Regions from separate parts of the Homo sapiens genome. Here region 1 is linked to region 2. The links are chromatin loops, found by intact Hi-C in ENCODE. Cell type or tissue: adrenal gland. All regions are shown on one strand. Links, peaks and the distances in the headings refer to the core of each region. The heading gives the core; the rest is flanking DNA.

The links. Peaks named below come from ENCODE experiments on the same cell type or tissue, not always from the same donor. Only the 100,000 strongest peaks of a DNase experiment are listed, where the experiment ranks them.
Region 1: a loop joins it to region 2, with 2.9 times the contacts of the local background. A loop is called at or near these places in 16 of 110 quality-filtered maps.

The regions. Positions count from the first base shown.
Region 1 is chr14:101,230,825-101,241,184 of GRCh38, forward strand. No RefSeq gene overlaps it. Among named protein-coding and RNA genes, the nearest start is that of LINC02285, 120 kb to the left of the region's middle. RefSeq lists enhancers at 1,571-2,217, 5,202-5,825. In adrenal gland, for the core only: a CTCF peak has its summit at 4,599 (motif pointing left); a DNase peak (open chromatin) is centred at 4,517.
Region 2 is chr14:100,648,823-100,659,182 of GRCh38, forward strand. It overlaps LINC00523 (long intergenic non-protein coding RNA 523), which reads left to right and starts at 8,446. Exons shown (of 2, transcript NR_024096.1): 1 at 8,446-8,888. In adrenal gland, for the core only: CTCF peaks have their summits at 4,690 (motif pointing left), 6,165 (motif pointing left) and 6,366; a DNase peak (open chromatin) is centred at 6,149.

The DNA of each region.
Region 1 (10,360 bases), core at 3,298-5,797, 580 kb after region 2:
AGGGCCACAGAGACCTGGTGTGAGGCTGGGTCATGGATGAGATTTGGGCCCTCATCTATGAAGTGGGCCTCTGGAGCCACTGTGCTCAGTGTGGGAGGATTGAACAGGACCATGTATATAAACCTCCTATCAGGACTGGGCACATAGCAGGTGCTCAGGAAAGGCACGAGTACCTGCCTCACCCTGCAGGTGGGCACAGTGCCCAGCCAGGTTTACAAGGTTGTCTGCCTGTAGCTCACTCTCACCTTGCAGCCTCTGCCATTTGGATGCGTGCCCTCAGCTTTCACGGGGGGCAGTTACAAGAAGCAGTTTTATGAGACTCATCACCGCATTTGCTGTCCAGATGCTGTTGGGGACATTATCCATTTTTCATTTCAGGGCCACCTAGATGGAGCCTCATGAGAAAAGCATCTTTCAGAGCCAAAGCTAGAAAAAGCTTTGCACCTTCCAGAGCACTGAATGACTGCTGTCTTTGACAGAGCCTTTTCCTAACACTGGTGTGCAAAGACACTGCTCTGCTCAGCTCATGGGACGGTCTCCAGGATGATGACAGTGGCCCCATACATTTTCCCCTGGGGTCTCACATATTCTCTGTGTGCCCTGATGGATAGAGAGTTGGGAAATCTTATTCTAAGGGATTGTGAAGACAACTGAACTAATCTTATTTCCCTTTTCATTTTGGCTTCCAGGAATCTCAGAGACAAATTCAAAACTTCAGACAAATCCACTCTACAGGACCTATTGGCCTGTATATTTGTGTTTTACTTTTCTCTTTGCTGTTCAGTTCTTCTCATGTATATTTACTCTTACCTGGGACCTTTTGTGTGTTTGTGTTTCACTTAGTTTTGCTATATCGTGCCTGTAGGCTGAGGTGTTCCTTCATGAAGTGAGACAGAGTTTGAGTAAATGTTTACATGTGTCAAGCATGAAACAGACCCCAAACCCCACACAGCCCACAAGTCCCAGGAGCCAACCCTATGCCTTCCCCTCCTCCTGTATTCCTCCTCCATGAGCCTCTGCATGTTCAGAACCTACCTTGGATGCCATGGCCTTTAGACAGCAAATCCTCCTAGCAAGAGCACACAGACCTACTCTCAGGGTCACACTTCTGATTCAGGATTTCAGAGTTCCAGGAGACACCTGGCCCTGGTCCTTCCTTCTAGGGAATGTCGAGGCCAAGAGGGTGGGTGGCAGGTCCCAGGTCACAGAGTGTGGTGGTGGCCTGGCCTTGAAGCTGGCTTTCCTCACTTTCACCCACACGGGTCACGCACCAGCTAATCCACCCCCAGCTTCCAAACAAGGCGATTGTCTCTGGGGTGGAAGATTCCATATAAACATGAGATTAATTTTGTATTATTATTGACTGAGTGTCAGTTGCCTTGGCTGGAGGTTTTGGGGTCAGGATGAAAACTGGATGCTTTTGCCCACCAAACCTTTCAACAATGTGGGAAACACCACCCCACAACCAGACCACCAGACCTCCCTGCGGAGCTGGCAAACACCGCCGCCAGGGCCAAGGGAAATGGCAAAGTCAGAGAGGCATGACTTGGTTTGTGAGGAGGAGAGGAAAAGGGCCTTTCAAAACAAAGCTTGGGACAGCCCATCGGGCCTCTTTCTCCTTGCCTAGCAGAATTCTTGGTGACATGTTGCCAGCGTTCAAGCACAGTGCACACACATGAATGCCTGCATACACATGCCCACATACACATGCCCACACATGTGCCCCCCCACAGGCAGGTACGCACACAGTCACGCACACACAGACGTGAGCATATGCACTCGCACACACACACACGGTCACGTGCATACATCCGTACACACATTCTTGTAAGTGCACACACACACGCTCACATGTAAGCACGCACACACACATGAACACACAAGTGCCCCCACACACAGTGCTGTCTAGTGCTAGCCTCGGTTCCTTTCTGTGCCATCGCCCATGATTAATGTGGATGCTTTCATGAATGTGTTTTCTCTCGGCGCCGGGCCTGTGCTTAGCCCGCGTAAAGCAGTGCTCTCAGGCCCAGGAGCTGGGGTCTGGTTAAAGCGGTGCCTCGCTGTCAAAAAATGTTGGCAGCTGGAGAGCAGAGTTTGCAAAGGCCAAGAGGAGACGTGTGGCAAAATGAGGGTGCACAGTGCACCCTGGGCCTCAGGGGCTTCCTGAAAACCTGCCCTTCCTCAGGCCCCAAGGGCCCACGGCACAGACCACTCCACCCCGCACCATTCCTCCCCACACTGCTCCTTCCCGCGCATTCTTGCTCCTGCCCCGGCGGGCTGTTTGCAAAAGGTGCTGGCAGGCGTTTCCCCAGGAAGGCCAGGGCCTCCTGCATGCGCCTCTGCGGCCCCCTCCACGTGCCAAGCCACCAGGCCTCCCGCCTCCCTAAGCCCACCCAGACGGGGGCTGAGTCTTGGTGAGCAAGATTGATGGCACAGGATCAGAGCCAAGGGGAGGCTCCTGCCAGCCGGAGGCCTGGGGAACTGAAAACATGGCCTCAACAGCATCTCGGGACCGAGGAGCTCAGAGGAGCATGGGGAATGAAAACCTCAGTTTTGGTTACTCTCTTAATAATCCAGGGCCCTCGGAGACGGTGGGGAAGATGAGGCCTCTTATGCTGATGGCAACGGGAATCCCTCAGGATTTCAATCCCCATTCTGGGGGAACTGTTGAAAGGGGCCCCTTGCCGGGTGTATAAAGGGATCCTCACAGCAACCCCAAAGGTTGGGCCCCATTGTCCTCGTTTTACAGCAGAGGAGGAGTGGAGACTGGGGGATGGCGACTCCCCAAGGCCACACAGCGGAGGGTCGGAAGCAAGGCCCACCTTCCGCCCTCACCCACACAGACCCCAGCCTCAAATGCAAGCCCGTTAAGGCACACTCTGTATGTAGAAACTCTCACCGATTTTGTCTGTGCACAAAGCTAAACAAACGTCCCTAGAACAGGATATGGGATTGTGGCAGGCTTGTCTGGCAACTGGGAGAATTGGATTTAGCCAGAGAATTTCTTCCATGAAAAAAGGCTGTGGGCTGGAACCTGTTCACAGCAAGTGGTGAGGCCAGACCACGGCCCACAGCCACAGCCCACAGCCCCATGGCCCCACAGCCCCAGAGCCCCAGAGCCCCAGAGCCCCACCACACACCCTGCCTGCTGCAGATGTACCCTCTGCTGGGGCCTCCCACGTCCCCCTCTTTGAGGTGAGGGAGTCGGGTGGCCCTCCTTCACCGCACCAGCAGAAAACCCAACAAGGAAAGCGCAGCCAAGGGCTCTGCACCCACAGCCAAGGGCTGTATGTCCAGGGGGTAGGAGAGACGGTCCCCTGGGGGAGCAGAGTAGGGAGGTCTCGAGGAGCCATGACCTTTCAGGCAGACATGGCACTTAGGGGTGAGGAAATGCTTGTTTGCAGAGAGAGGAAGGGAGTGGGAGCTGGGGGCTGTGTTGTTTCCATATTCACAGAGCCAGATGAAAATAGGGTGGTCTAGAGTCGGTGGGGGAGGGACTTCAGGGCATCGGTTCTCATCGCCCACCCGACAGGGGTGGGCTCACCAAGGTCCCTGAGGGGAGCAGCTCCCCCTGCATTCGGACAGCTGTGAAAAGACACTCCTGACTTGCGTGTGACCCTGCGCGAGCCACTCCCTGTGCTGGGGGCCCAGGTTTCCCTTTGTAAGACAGAGGGAGGATGGCAGCTGCAAGAAGACAGCTAAGGACAATGGCGGAAGAGAGAGGGAAGTGGGGGAGCAGCGGGGGTGGGGGGCCTTTCTCAGACTCCAGCCTAGTGAGGAGTCCCTGCGCAGAAGAGGACACGACCACCCAGTGCGATCACGCCGCACAGTGGGGCTGCGGGAGAGCAGAGAATCCCCCTCTAGGGTGGGCTCCTAAGGGACGCGGGGTCCAGCCTCGCAGAGGACACGGCCCAGCTGGGGTACAAGGTCAGAGGGAGGGCAGTGAGCCCAGGGACCCGGGGGTCTGCTTGGCAGCAGAAGGGGCTTCTGAGGAAGGCCCAGCCTGGCGGTGGGGACCTAACAGGGGCTCACCCTGCTTCAAGCAGCAGGGTCTGAGCCCAGCTCCCAGCTAGGCTGCCGGCAAGGGAGAAACAAATGGAAAATTCAAGGTCCCTGCATTCCGAGAGGGCATTTGGTGCCTCTGCCACCCTCCTGGGCCTGTGTGTGTGCCGTATGTGCAAAATAGGGTGCGTGTGTGTGGGAACATGTCTCTGTGGGTTGTGTGTGACTTATAAACGCGTGTGAGTGCACGTCTGTGTACATGTGTGAGTATGACTGTCTCTGCGTGTACATGTACATGTGTTTGCGTGTGTGCACTTGAGTGTGGATGTTTATGAGCGTGTACGTGTGTTCATGTGTGTGCTTACGTGTGTGTGTGTGCGTGATTGTGTATGGCCAGGGCTGTGATCACAGACATCAGGGAAAAGCTCAGTACCCAAGCAGGGCCTTGGTCCCCAAACCGCCTCAGGCAGGAGAGGCGGGGGTGCCTGCCAGGGCCCCTCACCACCCTGGGCCGCTTCCTCCTGGGCAGGGCCCGCTGGGCAGGGAGCTCCAGTGGATCCCTGCCAGGTCTCCTGGCTCGCACTGCCCCCCAGTGGCCATCCTCAGTGCCCAAGGGCCTGGGGCTGGAGTGGACAGCGAACCACAGATAGGGCCCCGGAAGGACCAAGGCCATGGGCCCCCTCTGTGCAGGGGCTCTGTCCTCCAGCCCCCCTCCAAGAAAACAGCAGATTTTCTGACCTAAGACCTCCAGACCCACCAGGATGGTGCCTGTCCCTTCCAGGTGGGCCACCTCGCCCAGGCTTCTGGAGGGGAGAACCAGCCCCTTTTGACTAAACCAACTGCCAGGGATCTTAAAGAGGAAGGACCAGCCCATCCGATGCGCCCACCCGGAGATGCCTCCTGCCTGCCACCAGCTCCTGGTGGCCTCTGCCAGGTCACCCCTTGGTTCCAGACCTCAGCTGCAGCATCTGGGTTGGCAGGGCTGAGGACCCTCGCAATCAGACATCTCATGAGTTTTGGACTTTAAGACCTGATCAGCAGGGTCTGGGAGCTGCCCTGAATGTACCCTCAGAACCCCCTACAGAGGGGATCCTCAAAGCTTCTGCAGGATTGAGCTGCGTGTCCTGCTGCTGGAGCCAGCCACCCGGGCTTTCCCGTTCTTGGGAGGAAAGGAAAGAGAAGAACGAGTCCTTTCTGGGCCAATGAGGACTCAGGCCAGGAAAGCGAGGGGCTGGGCCAATACCCATCCCCCTGTCCCTGCCAGACGCATTTTCAAGAGTCTCTATTTTGGTCAAGAGAGTGGGCCTGGGAGAGAAAAGTGCTTGTGAGCGGAAGTTACAGAGGTCCTCTCAGGGCCATGGTGATGGGTGGGGGGCCCTCAGGAGGTCGGGCAGGGCTGTCCTCCCACCACAGAATCCCCCCAAACGGCAGCCTCATAGCATTGTCAGAACTCGTCTTCCTTACACAATTTCCGGATGAAATATCTGAAAAAAAAGAAAAACAATGCCCAGTTACGTTGGAATGTCTGACAAAGATGCAACATTTGAGATACGCTTATATGAAGACGTTATTTATTGTTGGTCTGAAATTCCAATGTAACAGAGTGTTCTGTGTTTTTATTTGCTGAGCCTGACAACAACAGCACTGTCTCTCCTCCAGGTTCCCGGTGGATTTTCTCTTTCCCAGGCACAGGGCTGTGCCTTGCTCCCCTGAGGGACGCCCATCTCAGGTGATGGGGTCTGTCCATCTCGGGCTGCCTCTGCCAGCTCCCCACTTCAGATGGACTCTAGCAGCTGGGCTTGCACAGCCCACTGCCCGGGGTCCCGCAGATGAAAACACCCCACTGGGGTTGTTAACTCAAAAGAATGTGCCTATCGGCTCAAAGTTCAGCTGCAGTCGCATTCATGGCCTCCGTCTACTGGACGGCCTCCCAGGGTCCTGGCACACATGCCAGGCCCACCTTCCCTCATTCAGGTGCCTCTGAGGGCCCGTTACCAGCAGGGCAGGAGGAAGTTGTGGAGTGTGCCAGATCCTTGCCTGCCTCCATCGCTGATGGTGGACCTTATCTTCTGCCTTTGTCCTCAGGCCCTCCCAGGGTGCATCCCAAAGGCATTGGTCTCAGCCCAGGCAGGTAAGCAGTGGATGTGTGACCTGTCACTGAATTCTGCAGCTCCTTCCCACTGCTGGTGGTAGGTGAGTGCCAGGCCCTGAGGACTTGATGCTGGTCTTGGGGGCTGCGGACTCAGCATGGGGTCCCCAAGAAGGGGTCCGAGTCCCCCTGTGATGGGCAGAGTCCATCCTTCTTAGAGTCTGAATTAAAACAGCCTCTCTGTTGTACAGAAACACTCGCTGCGGGGTTGGCTGAGCAGAACCTTTGCGTGGTCTCCCTCCCACCCACTCTGGCCCAGTGTGTCCTGCTCCCAAGACCTCATGGGTGCTGTGGCCTGCTCCAGATGCCCTCTCCACCGGCCAGCCCCATCCATGCCCATGGGCACACAGTGCCTAGTCTCACAAAGCAGCTGTCAGGTAAGGGGACTCCGCCTCCCCTGGCCTCCTTCCCAGGTGGTATCTGGAGGAGACACAAGTCCTAACTTCCACACTCCTCGGTTTCTTTTTAGGCAAACTTGGCTGATTTCAGAGCACTGGCCACCCCTGCCTGGACCCCTCAGCTCCGTGTCCCCAGGTCTCTGCCAGGCAGGAACACATGTCCAACGCCGCCGCCGCCTCCTGCAAGTGCTAAGGCCCCAGCCTGGACACTCAGCGCCCATCCTCCACAGGACAAAGCTCCAGCTTCCTGCAGGGCCCTCCTCTGCCTCCACATTTTTTTTTTTCCAGGCTGGAGTGCAGTGGCGCGATCTTGGCTCAATGCAAGCTCTGCCTCCCGGGTTCACACCATTCTCCTGCCTCAGCCTCCCAAGTAGCTGGGACTACAGGCACCAGCCACCACGCCCAGCTAATATTTTGTCTTTTTTTTTAGTAGAGACGGAGTTTCACCATGTTAGCCAGGGTGGTCTCGATCTCCTGACCTCGTGATCCGCCCTCCTCGGCCTCCCAAAGTGCTGGGATTACATGTCTCCACATTTTTTTTCACTGAGAAAGTCTGTTTTGAAATCTTTAAAACTAATGAATAAATTAATGATATGTTCCAGCTTCCAAAAGGACCAAGTTTCTAAATGGAGAAAATGGTGCCTTTGCAGCAAGAGCCAACCCCAAGGACCAAGTGCCCTAAAATGAATCTGCTGATGTTCAAAGGGCAGAAATGGGCTGGTCCTAAGGACCAGGCCACCCAGTGAAAGTGGGTCTCCAAGCGTGCCTCCTGCCACCCCGGTCTCAGAGGAGGCTGGCCACTCCTTCAAGGTGACCGTTCCTCAGAGGGTCTTGGTGCTCTCATCTGTAGAAAGAAACTGTCTCCAGCCCTCAGAAGTACTGTGAGGCAATGGGATGGGGGAGGCTACCAGGAGTCACTCAATTATCAAGCAAATGGGGTGGTCCCTGAAGAGGCAGAGAACTCCAGGTAGAGCCCAGAAGTCCCAGAAGAAGTCCAGGCACTTGCTGTGTGCTGATCAGGTGGGTGAGAGATGGGTCTCACGCTGGGCTCTGACCTTTCTTCTTCCCAAACCACCCACGAGCTGTTGGAAGTTGGGGCTGTGTCTCTGTCATGCCTGTACTCCTCTGGTGCCTACTGGGTGCCCAGTGAGTGATCAATGGATGCAAGAAGCAGCAAATACTGTTGGCTGCATCTGATATGTGGTTATCAAATATAAGGTTTCAAATGAACCTTTTAGGCCTAAGAGTCTTTTCTCAACAAATGATTCTTGAGGAGCTATTTTCACATTGTTCAAAAGGTTTATGTCTGCTCACCACTCAACAGGCAACGTCTGACATTTTAACTAACTGCTTCTTGTGGACTCATCCCTGGTGAGCACCCAGGTACCTACCACATAAACAGCTTGCAAGAGGTACTTGATGAATGAATGAATCCATCAATAAACAAAGGGGCTACATTGTAACAGGTGGCCTGCCAGTATGTCTCTTTCCTTAGACTGTGAGTTCCAGGAGGGCAGGAAGATTTTCGCATTTATTTTTTATTCCCTGGAGCAGGCAGGAAGGTCCCCGCATATTTCTTGAATGAACAAAGGGATGAATGAAGACACACTCGTACAAATAGATGCATTGCATCCTTCCTGTGGATCAAACCACCATGATCTCAACAAGCAGCACCTACGAAGCTCCTCTGACGATGAGAGCGGGACAGCTCCATCCTGTTGGCTGTACCAGGAAGCCCAGCCTGCTGCAGACTCATCCCATCACATACCTGTGTTTCTCAGAAACTTATCAGGAAGAAGGCAGTGTCTGTGACCTCAGCCCTTCTGCCAGGCGCTGCTGGCCCAGGTTCAGGGTCAGCTGCAATTCTCCCTCGGTGGGTGCCGACCTGCAGAGCTCTTGCCGCAGGTGTTATGCAAACAACTGGGGCCACCGCAGTGTGTGCATGGCCCTGCCTTGTACTCTGAGAGCTCGGCCCCTTGAAAGATACCCTTTGAACTATTGAAAGGGCACACTTCCAAGCAAAGGGTAGTGTTTGTGCTGACCATCCTCCCCCAGCAGTGTTAAGTCTTTCGGGGCAAGATGGTAAGATCCACAGAGGAGCCTAAGTGGAGGGAAGGACATGGTAAAGATGAAAGCTTTGGGGGGCTTGGTGTTGGGAGCTTGTGCATCTCCCCGGGAGAATATCTCGGTCCCATCTTGGATTTTGAGAAGCCGCACACTGCGTGTCTTCTCAGCTGCTTGCTGGCATCTGCGGAGCCAGCTTCAGAAAGAACACGTGGATTTAGGGACCAGGGGCCAGCCAGCCCACAGATACAGATGTTTCACCTCTAGAATCTCCAGATGTTGCACATCATTCTGCAGTTTCTCTTTCTGCAGCTCGCTCCTCCTGAGAAAAAGACTTAAAGAAGGCAAATAGCTCAACCATTACAGTCACATCAGCGGATATTCTCCACAACACCCCCTCCCCACATTTTTGCTGAGAAAGTCCATTTCAGAAACCTTTTACATTAATGACTAAATTGAGTATATATTCCAGTTTCCTAAAAGGACCAATTTCAAATATGCAAAATTCATAGGTTTTTTTAAAAAATGCTCTAAAGTGGTTGCATTTTACACAAATCACCTGTGCAAACAGCAGAGCACTCCATCTGCTTCTGTGTCTGACAGACACAGTGGGGCTCTAGGTCCCCACGCCACCCAGGGACTGCCACTCGGCCTCCCTGACGCTTGTGTCTCTCACCTCAATAGAGGAGGACAGAGCTCTCAGAGGCCACCATGAGGAGTCGGAAAAAGCATGGGTGGAAAGGTCAAATCAAGCATTTGGCCAGACAGGGCCTTGCTCCAAGGCACCTGCTTCAATGATGATCCATTGATATGTCAGAGCCGTTGTTCCTTCCTGCTCCAATGACCTGACTCCAAGAGCTGGGAAGGACCTTGGAAATTATCTGGCCTGCCTTCTCATATGGGGAAAGTAAGTCTCAGGCCAAGGGGCTTCTGTGGCTGACAGAATAATGTCCCCCCATCAAGGCATCCGTGTCCCAATCCCAAGAATCTGCGAATATGTCACCTTACATGGCAAAAGGGACTTTCCAGAGGTGATTACATTCAGGATTTTGAGCTGGGAGAGTATCCTGGGTTAGCCAAGCAGTCTCAACCATCTAATCACTGAGTCCATGTAAGCGGAGAACCTTTCCCAGCTGTGTCAGGAACAGACCTGATGATGGGTTGGAAGAGAATTGGAGGTCCTGCTGCATGGCTGGCTTTGAAGACGGAGGATGGGGCTATAAGCCAAGGAATTCAGATGGGTCTAGAAATTGGAAAAGTCAAGGAAACAGATGCTGCCCCTAGAACCCTAGAAGGAACACAGCCCTGTGGGTGCCTTCATTTTATCCCCTGGGACTCGGATCAGACTTCTGACCTCGAGAACAGCAAGGTGATACACATGTGTTGTTGTGGGCCACTGGGTGTGTGGTAATTTGTTGTGACAGTGACTGGAAACTCATTCAGCTTTCTAAGTAACAGAGCCCATGTGCGGTGAAGCCACGACCCTGTGGCCAGTTTCCTGACTCCCCATCTAGTGATTGGCACCCAGAGCCCTAGACTGGCTTTTTCTCCCAAAAGTTGGCTACAGATGGTGGTCGTAGCAGCTGGGTTCCCTCTCTTCCCTCTAGAAGATCAGAGCAAAAATGCTGTCACTGTCACTCCTGGCAACCATACCCAAGTATTCTTTCATTTGTTCATTATTCAGCAAATATTTCCTGAGCACCTACTCTGTGCCAGGTACTGTTCTAGGCACTGGGGATGCAGCTGT
Region 2 (10,360 bases), core at 4,680-7,179:
CAAGGGGCCTCAGGGCCCAGAGAGAGAAACACTGCAGGGACAAGACCATCATAGACAGCCCCTACCAGAATAATACCCACCATAGCCAGGGGTGGGACCATCTCCACAAACCCAGATCAGCAGAGCCATTGGAATGTGATTCTAACCTGGGAGTGTCACAGGCATGAAATCCCAACCTGTGAGACCTGTAGTATGGGGTGTGCCCAGCACAGCCATGGGGGCAGGGCCACCACCACTGTGTGTCCAACAGGCAGGATCCCCACCCCAGTGAGTCTGGAGGGCAGATCACCAAGCCAAAGCAGATTATTTCTGAGCCTTAAGGTTTCTGGTCTTGGCCGGGACCTGTCACTCCTTCCTTCTTTCCTATTTTTCCGTTTGGGAATGGGAATGTCTAGCCTATGCCTGTTCTACCATTGTATTTAGGAAGCACATAACATGTTTGATATCACAGGCTCCCAGCTGGAGAGCAATTTGCCTCAGAATGAATCATACCTTGGGTCTCATCCATATCTGATACAGATGATATTTACATGAGACTTTGAACTTTAGACTTTTGAGTTGATGCTGGAACAAGTTAAGATGTTTTGGGCAATTGGGATGGAATGAATGCATTTTGCATGCAAAAAGCACATTAAATTTGGGAGGCCAAGAGAAAAATGCTATGAAGTGAATGTTTATGTCCCTCCAAAATTCATATGCTGAAATCTTAGCCCCCATGGTGGCGGTGTTAGGTGATGAGACCTTTGGGAGATGCTATGGTTTAAATGTGTCTCCCAAAGTTTGTGTCTTGGGAACTTAATACCCAATACAACAATGTTGGGAGACAGTGTCTGATAAAAGGTGATGAGGTCATGAGGACTCTGCCTTCATGAATGGATTAATGTCATTATTGTGGGAGTGAGTTAGCTATCATGAGAGTGGGTGTGTTATAAAAGTGAGTTTGGATCCCCTTCCTCCCTCACTCTTGCCCTTGCTCTTCTGCGTTCCACCATGGGATGACACAGCACGAAGGCCATCACCAGATGCTGGCGCCATGCTGTTGGGCTTCTCAGCCTTTAGAACCTTGAGCCAAATACCTTTCTGTTTATAATAAATTACCCAGTCTGTGACAGTCTGTTATAGCAACACAAAATGGACTAAAACAGGAGATTAGATGATGAGGGCAGAGCCCTCATGACTGTGATTAGTGCCTTTATTTAAAAAAAAAACCCCAGAGTGCTCTTTATCCCTCTCACCATGTGAGAACACAACGAGAAGGTGCTGTCTATGAGGAAGCAGGCCCTCACCAGACACTGAATCTGCTGGTGCTTTAATCTTGGACTTTCCAGGCTCCAGAACTGTGAGAAATCAATTTCGGTTGTTTATAAGCCATTCAATTTGTGGTATTTTGTTATAGCAAACAGGCTAACACACCATTACTATTGGTCACAGGAGAACTAAGAGAGGTACCCTGGAGAATCCTCTGCGTTTCAGATACTTTCCTCCCTGTCCTCATTGTGCAGCAGCAGCCCAGTTTCCCCTTGCTAATCAGGATCAATCACTCCAGTGAGTAGAGTCATTTCTTTCCTTTTCTTTTTGTGTTGATTCAGTGGCTTAAGGAGTCCAAAGCAGCCAGGTGATAGCCTCATCTTCCAATTCAGAGAAACCATTGCTGTGTCTGATGGTGGCAGGGTTCCACCTGACTTCTGAACAGTACAAACTGGGAAGCTCCATGGAGTGTGGTAGGTATGAACACCTCTGCTTCTTGTAAGTGACATTAATCTCTCAAATTCCCCTGGGATAAAGTATAGCTTCTGGTTCACTCACTTGGATGGAAGTGGAAGTTTCAGGGATTTCCACTAAGTTCTTCTTGTGATAATGGCCCTCACCACATGGGTCACAGAGCCAATGCAGGGATGCTGACAGTTGCTAAGTATGTCTCCTCCAATTATACATTTAAGAGCTAGACAGATAACCACTAGTGGGGATGGGGTCCATGGACCAACTGGGCCTACTGTGAACCAGACCTGAGTTAAGACTCCATCTATCATCTTCCCACTGTCCACCTCCTTTTAGATTGCTGGGGCATAGTGGAATTTTGGGCCCTCAGGAATTAGTGTTAGTTCAGAACCACTGTCTAGCAATCCTCAAACCATCTAGGCATTTCCTTCCCCTGTTGCACACTCCCTGTAGTAAAAGGCCACAGGTCCCCCTGGAAATGGCTTGGAGGAAGGTTGACAGTGTGCTGTCATGCTGGCCTCCGTTCAACCAAGTCGCCCAGGGTCTGTGCATTTGCTGAGATCTGGAAGTTGGGTAAGAAGCCATGATTCTTCATTGCAACAACTCAAGTCAGACTTGAGGCTACCAGGCCTTGCGCTCTCCCGGTTGTGTTTCCTGTTTAAACTAAGGCTGTAGCAGGCTGCCCATCTCTTTCTTCCCGGGGACACCATGATGAATTAGCCACCACCAAAGATCTGTGTGGGCCAAGGCATGTTGATTGCTTGTGCGTCCCTGCTGTCCGTGATGCTGGATGTACCCACTTTGTCTTTGGCAGTGAAGTGATGATGCCACTTGGCTTCTGCCGCTCTGCAATCTCATCATTCCCACTGAAATCAGGGCATGCAGCTCGGTGGCAGCATCCCCTGCTGTCATGCCTGGTCTAAAAAGGACTGCAACCACAGAGATTTTCAGGGATGCAGGCGTGCCGCTCACCACTGTATTTTTCAATTCCTCAGTGAAGGAAGTGTCTCCTGGGCCCTCTTGCAGAACATAGTAGAGGGATGGGTGTGCAGGTTTCACCTGATAGATCCAGCCCAGCATTCCTATCCTCTAAGCCTTTCGGTTCCCTCCTCCGCCTCATGCCAGGGAAGCTCTGTCATCTCAATCTCATTACCTGAAGGTCACGGGTGAGTCCAAGCTTTAGTCAAGAACCAGCCAAATAATCTGTTAGATCCACCTTCTGCTGGTGGCAGGAAAACTTCCAATGATCCCTGTCTCCTGCTGTTCATTCCTTTATGTAACTCCCTTCCTTTGAGTATAGGTGGGCTTGTGACATGCTTCGAACCAACAGAATATGACCAAGCTGATGGGCGGTCACTGCTGTGATTAGCTTCTGTAAGGTGGTAGCAGGCTCTCAGTTGCCTTCTCAGCATGCAGGCTTTGATAAAGTAAGTGACCATGCTGAAGAGGTCCATGAGGGCAGCCTTCAGCCAGGGCCACCTAGTAACTGAGGCCTTCAGCCCAACAGCCTGCAGGGAACTGACTCCTGCAACAACCTTGTGTGCCTGGAAGTGGATGGTTTCCCAGGGAACCCTTCTGATAAGACTGCAGCTCTGGCTGACACCTGGATTGCTGCCCTATGAGAATCCTGGCCCAGAGGAGCCACGTCAGCCATGCCCAGGTTCCTACCCCATAGAAGCCATGAGATTAAAAGTGTGTGCTGTTGTAAGCCTTGAAGTTTGTGGTAATCTGATACATGGCAATAGATGATTAATGCATAGTTACACAAACTAGCACATTGGATTCAGATTTTCTAGTAAGTGCAACTATGCCAAAACATTTGGCCTGGTCTAATGTTGTATTAATATTTCTCCCTCTGTGATCTAACACCCTTAGAATCCACTCTGCACGTGGTACCCAGGTTTCTGCCCACATATATAAGCAAAGTCTTGTAATTCTTTTGGTGGTAAAGTGTGTACTTGCCCCTGCAGCATGCTGGGATTGGAGCCCAGCTGTGGGTCTAGTGGCAACAGGGTGGCTGCGATGGATCTCGAGATGAATGGGCACCTCCTTCCAGGGCATCTGCCCTGGGTGAGTTTATCCCATGGTTTTCAAGCAGAGGAGAGCCAGTCTCTTCTGACATGAGATGGGTAGCTGCCTCCACTTGCAAAGGAGGCTCCGTGTGACTTGGGGACTCAAGATTGACGGTCTTATTTGGATCCAATCAGATGTTTTCATTCCAAGTTTTGAGATCTGATTCTTCACTAATCAGGGCTCTAACTTTCACATGAGAAACTTGTTGAGCGCATGAATTCAATTGTTATACCTCAGCAGCCTGCACAATTAAAGCTTGTGTCTGATTTTCATCAGCATCAGCCCTGCAGCTAAATGAAATAAGAGCCTCTTTTACAGCTGTCACCGAAGCTCGCTGGTTCTCAGACTGTGACTTGAGCTGAAGGCTAACGGATCCAAGCTTTTCATTTTCTCTTTGTAAGAGCTTGCGTACACTCAAAAGAATCCACACCTCACCAAAATGTTTATAGTCATCGTTACTGCCATAATGGTCAAGTTCAGGAGCCACGTGGGTTCCTTAGGAGCCACTTCATCGCAATCAATGGCAGATGATAGTTGATTAATGGCAATGCTGCTGCATATGGGGGTCACTAACATCCCGTTTCCCATTGGCAAGGAGCTCAGCTTTGTGTTCAAGCCCAAAGGCATGACCAAACCAATCCCCACATCCCATCCATCACCTGGAACCACTCTTGGTACCAATTTTATGTCAGTCAGGGTACATCTGCCCACTTCCCACAGCCTTTAGCTGTGGTCCCCACGCAGCCTGTGGGGCGTGCAGATGATGTGGCTCCCTGTGGATGAGAAAATGGAGGCTTGGGGAGGGGAAATAGTCTCCAAGATCACCCAGTGAAGACACCTCTGAGTCGGAGCTTGAACCCAGGTCTCTGGGCTACAAATTTGGCGCTCTGGCTGCTGGGAGACACTGCCTCCTGGTGGCCGCCCTGGCCACAAACAGCTGGGGATGGAGTTCTCGGGTGGCTTCGAGCAAATTTCCCCGGGGGCGGCCACATCCCACGCAGCACACACACCAGCGAGCCTCTTCTCACCCTGGCTCCCCGCTCCTCTAGGAGCAACTTGGGGAATTCCTACACATTTAATCCCTACTGTGCGCTAAGTAGCGAAGATGGTCGTTCCATGTCACCCTCCCTGCAACCTTGCAAGGTGGGTGCTATCACCCCCAACTAAGCAGGGTGGAGGCGACAGCGGAGAAAACGAGGCTCAGAGAGGCAGAGACTTGTCCAAGGCCACATAGTTGGAAGGCACCAATGTGGGGGCTTGAATCAAAACCAGAGGAAAGATATGCCCAACATTCCTGTCCCTTGGCTCTGGGAGCCCCCGTGGAGGCAGAGATGAGTGCAGGAGTGGGTGCAGAGGTTGGCTCCTCAAAAGAATGCCAGTCCAGGCTGGGTAAACGATGGGTGCTCTGAGCGGTGGGGGGTTTCCCTCCTGCTGTGGGGCTTCCTGAAGGAATCGTGGTGGGAAGCAGGGGTTCCCCTTCAAGGGGGCAGGGGAGACACTCTGGAGTGACATTTGCCACCCACCACTCTGTAATGATCAGAGTGGGAGTAAATGGAGCTGGGCCTCAGAGTAATTGGCCGGGGAACCCTGAGTCTCGGCTCGGCCCAGGGTCACAAAGGTCCCCGAGTTAATGAAGCAAACTCTCCCCAGTGTCAGAGGCCGCCTTCAGCACCCCTACAGAGGACGAAACTTTCAGCAGCAGCTTTTCAAGGTTCCAAAAAGAAAGTTGGTGGAGGGGGGCAGAAAGGGAAGGCGTTGTTTTCATGCCTCTTGCTTCATTTGCATAAGGTGAAAAAATGTTTCCATAGAAACAACTAGAGTCTGTAATTTTTGAATAACGATTTCTGCACACAGCACAACCTGTCTTTTCCAAAGGGGAATTAAGAAATTCTCAACAGCATTTCTTACCATAACAAAAGGCAAAGTTTCCCAATTCTAGGATTGCTGCTCCAGAAGGGAGGGCCTTGGCTCCAGCCCCTGCCCTCTCTCGGCCTCAGTTTACTCCTTCTGTGAAATGGGGCGAATGAGGGTGGAATTAGACTCAGCAGGGATGAAGCCGCCTGCACCGTGGAAGGGGAGGGCGGGCGCTGGAGTGAGATGGGATTCCTGTGTCGGGGCTGGGAGGCAGCAGGGCCGGGCAGCGTTGTGAGGAGCTTTCCAGAAGAGGCGGGGGCAGGGGCTGAGGACCCGAGGACCACCCAGGCCACACGGAGAGGCCCCCGCCCGACCCTGCCCCCCGGGGTCTCCTCTGCGGCGAAGAGCGTGGGTGCAGGACCCCGGCGCGCAGCGCAGCGCAGCGGACCCGGCTCACCTGAGCGAAGGTTGCGGCCTCGCTGGCCGCCTCTGCCCCCTTGTGGCCCGAGGCCACCGCAGCACCCACTTGCCCGGGGCACTGACCTGCGTGGCTGGCTCCGCCAGGGCCTGACCTCCCTCCTGGTGCCTTTGCAGAGGGGGAGCAGCCACAGGGCCTGGGGGTGGGGTTGGGCTGGGAGAGGGACCCCAGGATCCTCTGGCCACCTGCCCTCCTCCCAGGCGTTGGCACACGTGGTTCCACGGAGGGGCTCCCTGGGGCATCTCGGGAAGTGCAGATTCCCGGGCCTGCCTCTGCAGGTCTGACTCAGGAGGCCAAGAGGTGACGGCTAAAGTGGAGAGGACCACAGCGAGGCCTGCAGAGGGTAACGTGGGGGACTTGTCTGCTCCCCCATATTACAGATGAGAAAACTGAGGCCCTGCGTGGGGGGCCCCCCCTGTCCGTGGCTTCCCACCAAGGAGGCCCTGCATGTTCTGTCCATCCTCTGACTGCTCAGCGACCAAGGCAGCTGGGTGGTGGTCCGGGTCTGTGGAGGACGGTAACCGGGGGCTGTTGTCCTTGGAGTCCCGGTCTGCCTGTATTTATCCTCCTCATTTAACTGAGGGCTGATTATTGTGCTGGGACTGGAGCTGGGCAGGCAGCAGTGCCTGGTGTCTCTGGCTTAATTACAGCTGGAGGAGACGGGAGCAATGAGGCGTGAGCTGCTGGTGACTCCAACACAGGAAACGCTCCTGCAGACGTCCTTCCCTCCTCATTTTTAAGAAATACATGTACAAAGCCTCCCCGATTGAAAAATAATGACCCCACTGGATGGTGACTTTTTGGGGGGCAGCAGGGTCTGCCCTCAGCCTAGCTTCTGGAGCCCCTCCTCACTCTGGTGCTCTCCCCTTTAGCCTCCATCTCCTGACCTCCTCCCTCAGCAGGCTTCCGACTGTCCCCTGGGCTCCAGATGGCAGGGATGGGTTTGGAGAGGTGGCACTGTGAGGTGTGGGGAGGCCTGGCTCCTGCTGGTGGTCCTGAACAGAGGCTGCCATTAGGGTTACAGGTGAGACAGATGGGCACAGATGGGCAGAGCCGATGGCTCTGGAAGTTCAGGGGGTGGCCCAGGGTGGCCCATCTTGCTGGGGCTGCAGTTTCCCTGGGCAGCTGGATGTTGGCTGGCAGCACTGGGCAAAGAGGAGACAGAAGCACAGAAACGGAATCAGGCAGCCCAGCCCAGCCCTCTGTGTCCTGCTGCAGGATAGCCTCCAGTCAGGTAAAACAGGTGGTGGCTTCAGGACTTGCACAGACAGAGCATGTGCTATGTCACTGGGAAGGAGCTCACCGGGAGACAGATGGGGCCTTGGGAAAGCGGGTTCCTGCTGTGGAGCCTCAGTTTCCTCATCTGTGACACGGGGCTTTGGTGAGGGTTGCTGTGAGAATGAAGAGTGAGTGATTTGTGAACAGCCAGCTCACGGCTGAGAGGTGGAGAAAGAAGATGGGGCTGTTCTCTTCCCCAGCTGGAGTCTTGGAGGACAGCAGCTGCCCAGAGGAAATGGAAAGTTAGGTCCGAAGGCTGCTTTGAAATGGTTGGAGGCTGGTTACCCTGAACCCAGCTCTGGTTTGGCTGCTATCAGCTGGCTCACTGGTGAAAACCTCAGAGCTTTTTTTTTTTTTTTTGGTGGGAATTAGAGCCCATGATGGGTGCATGTATTTGGAAACCATAACACTCCATTGGCACATGCGAGAGTGGTTTGCGATGGAACTCAGTCCTCACAACACTGAGGAAACACAGTTGGGAGACTGAGGCACACAGAGAAGGTGGCTCACCCAGGGCCACACGGCAGGGAGATGTGGCAGCTCTGATGGGGACGTCCAGCCTGGTGGCATCTCAGCATACACAGTTAGGGGGTTCCTCTTAGAGAGAAGGAATACAAAATCCTGCGGCGGTGGATATTCAGACATGTGTGGAGTCCCAGCAAGTGGTCCATTCTATATTAGGCAAATATTAGAGACGGCAACGCAGCCAGGCCCTCCCTGCCAGGAAGTGTGGAAACCCTGAGGAATCAGCACCCGCTGTCACTCGAACCCAGGCCTGGACTCCTGCCCCAGTGCTCTTTCCACCAAAGCACCTTCCTCGAATGCACCCGGTTTCCTGGGAGTGAGCTTCTTTGCCACTGGAATGAACAAAAAATCCAGATGAGGATTTCAGGGTGGCTCTGCCCTGCCTGCCTCACACCGCCCTTTCCAGAACAGGCGGGGGAGCGCGAGGCAGGGCGGTTCTCGCTTGGAGACGGGTGGGTGGACTGGAGGGCAGAGGCAGGCTCTGGGTTCTGCACCCATTTACATATCCCCTGCGCACTGTCCGGAGCACTCCTTCCCTTCCCTGGTTCCTCAAGGCACGGCTCCCCCAGGCAGATGAAAGCTTAATAGAGTTTTGCGACATGAAAGTCAGTCGGAGGAAAGAGCCTTGAACAGTTGTGCGTGAGAGAGAGGCAAGCGCCCGAAATTATTTTACGACAAAGGCAGCTCTCTCTGCCACAGAGGCACAGAGGAGAAAGGAGCCCAGGAAACGGGTCATTTCTTTCGTGGAAAAATGGAAATGCTCTGAAGCATTTTGGGAGACGTGCTGTGAAGCAGGTGACACCAGAAGACAAGGACACTGGGGGCTCCCTGCCGGGAGGCGCAAAAAGCAACTCCCGTTCGAGGGTCAGAGGAGCCTGGATGCTAATGTCTCTCCAAAGTGACTTGGAGCCAACTGCCGGAAAGGCCATGCCCTTAGGAGCACAGGCAGGTCCCAGCTCAGGTGAGCCTGAACCTTCTGCCCCATCAGGAGGTTCCAGTGGGAGGAGCTCAGGTGGGGAGGAGTCGGAAGTCAGGATTTCATGCCTCCCTCATTGGCTCTGGGGTTCCCTTTAAGGTGGACACTCGGTGTGGGCAGTGGGAGGCAAGAGTGAAGCAGAGGAGAGCAAGCGTGGTGGTTTAGCAAAGTAAAGCAAAGTAAACCTGGAGGGAGCAAATGACTTTGTCCTGGGTGTGAAAGGGTAAGGCCCCATTGTAGGTCATTTATTCATTCAACAAACACGGGTTGAACTGTGTCTTGGGCTGGCCTCAGAGAAGCTCAAGAAAAGAAAGATGCTGTCATTGCCCCGAGGAGCCACTGTCTGGCATGCAGGCCAACTGTGACAAGCTGTGGTCCAGGTGAGGTGGGGTCTGGACAAGCCAGGAGGGGTTCACTGTGGATGAGCCAGGGAATGGGGAGAGGCCCCAGAGACGGGCTATGAAGACCAGTCTTGGGGCAAGAACAGTAGGTGGGGAGGGGAGGGAGAACCTTCCAGCAGGAGGATGCACCTGTGGCTAAAGCTTGGAGGTGCAGGGAACGCCCCCAAGCACCTGGGGCCACAGTGCAGGGTGTGGCCAGGACAGGAGTCCTGGAGCTGGACAGCCTGAGGGGCCACATGGTGCTGGGCTCTGTTCCCGGTGGGGAGGGGTGGGACTGTCCCTGTGGACAGCAGGGGGCTACTAGGGGCCCTGGGGAGTGGCAGTGAGGGCAGATACAGGATGTGGCCAGGTGGCGCTGGCTCAGGCAAGTGGGATGGGGAGGGGAGCAGAGGCTGCAGCCAGGAGGGCAAAGGGGAGGTGGCTAGGCCATGGAGGGGAGGAGGAGCATGGGGAGAGCAGCATTGGGGGAGCTCCAGAAGGCCCCTGGTGTCAGAACAGAGGGCAGACCTGCTCCTCCTCCTCCCTCCCTCTCTGCAGCTGCAGCCGGAAGGGCCTTGTCCCTGGGAGGGCTGCCTTGACTCCTCCCCTCCAGCCCAGGTGACTTCCGTGCCTCTCTGTGTCCTCCAGGGTGCTGGGCCCCTGGCCAGCCTGTGGCTCCTCCATGCCCCTGAGTGTGTGGGCAGCTCTGCGGGATGAGAGGATGTCAGGGCAGGGCCCACCCTGAGCTAAGTCCAGTTGTCATGGATTTTCCTTTGTTTATTCCATCTTGGGGTCAGACCTAGCCCAGTGCTGGCCAACCCAGCAGTTGTGCTAGCCCAGGACATATACGGGAGGTCTCATGTGTGGCCCGAGCCCACCCTGTCTCGGTCCAGGACTAGGAGGCTGAGGGTCTGGCTGGGGGCAGCATCCCTGGACAGTGGGTGTGGCCAGGGGGGCTCCTTGCCGGGGGATATGCCACAGAGCCCCGCTTCACCACTCAGGGCTGTCCCCGTCCAGTTGCAGGGGACCTGCAAAGTTTGCTCCCCCATGGGGACCTGCAAAGTTTGATGGGTCTGT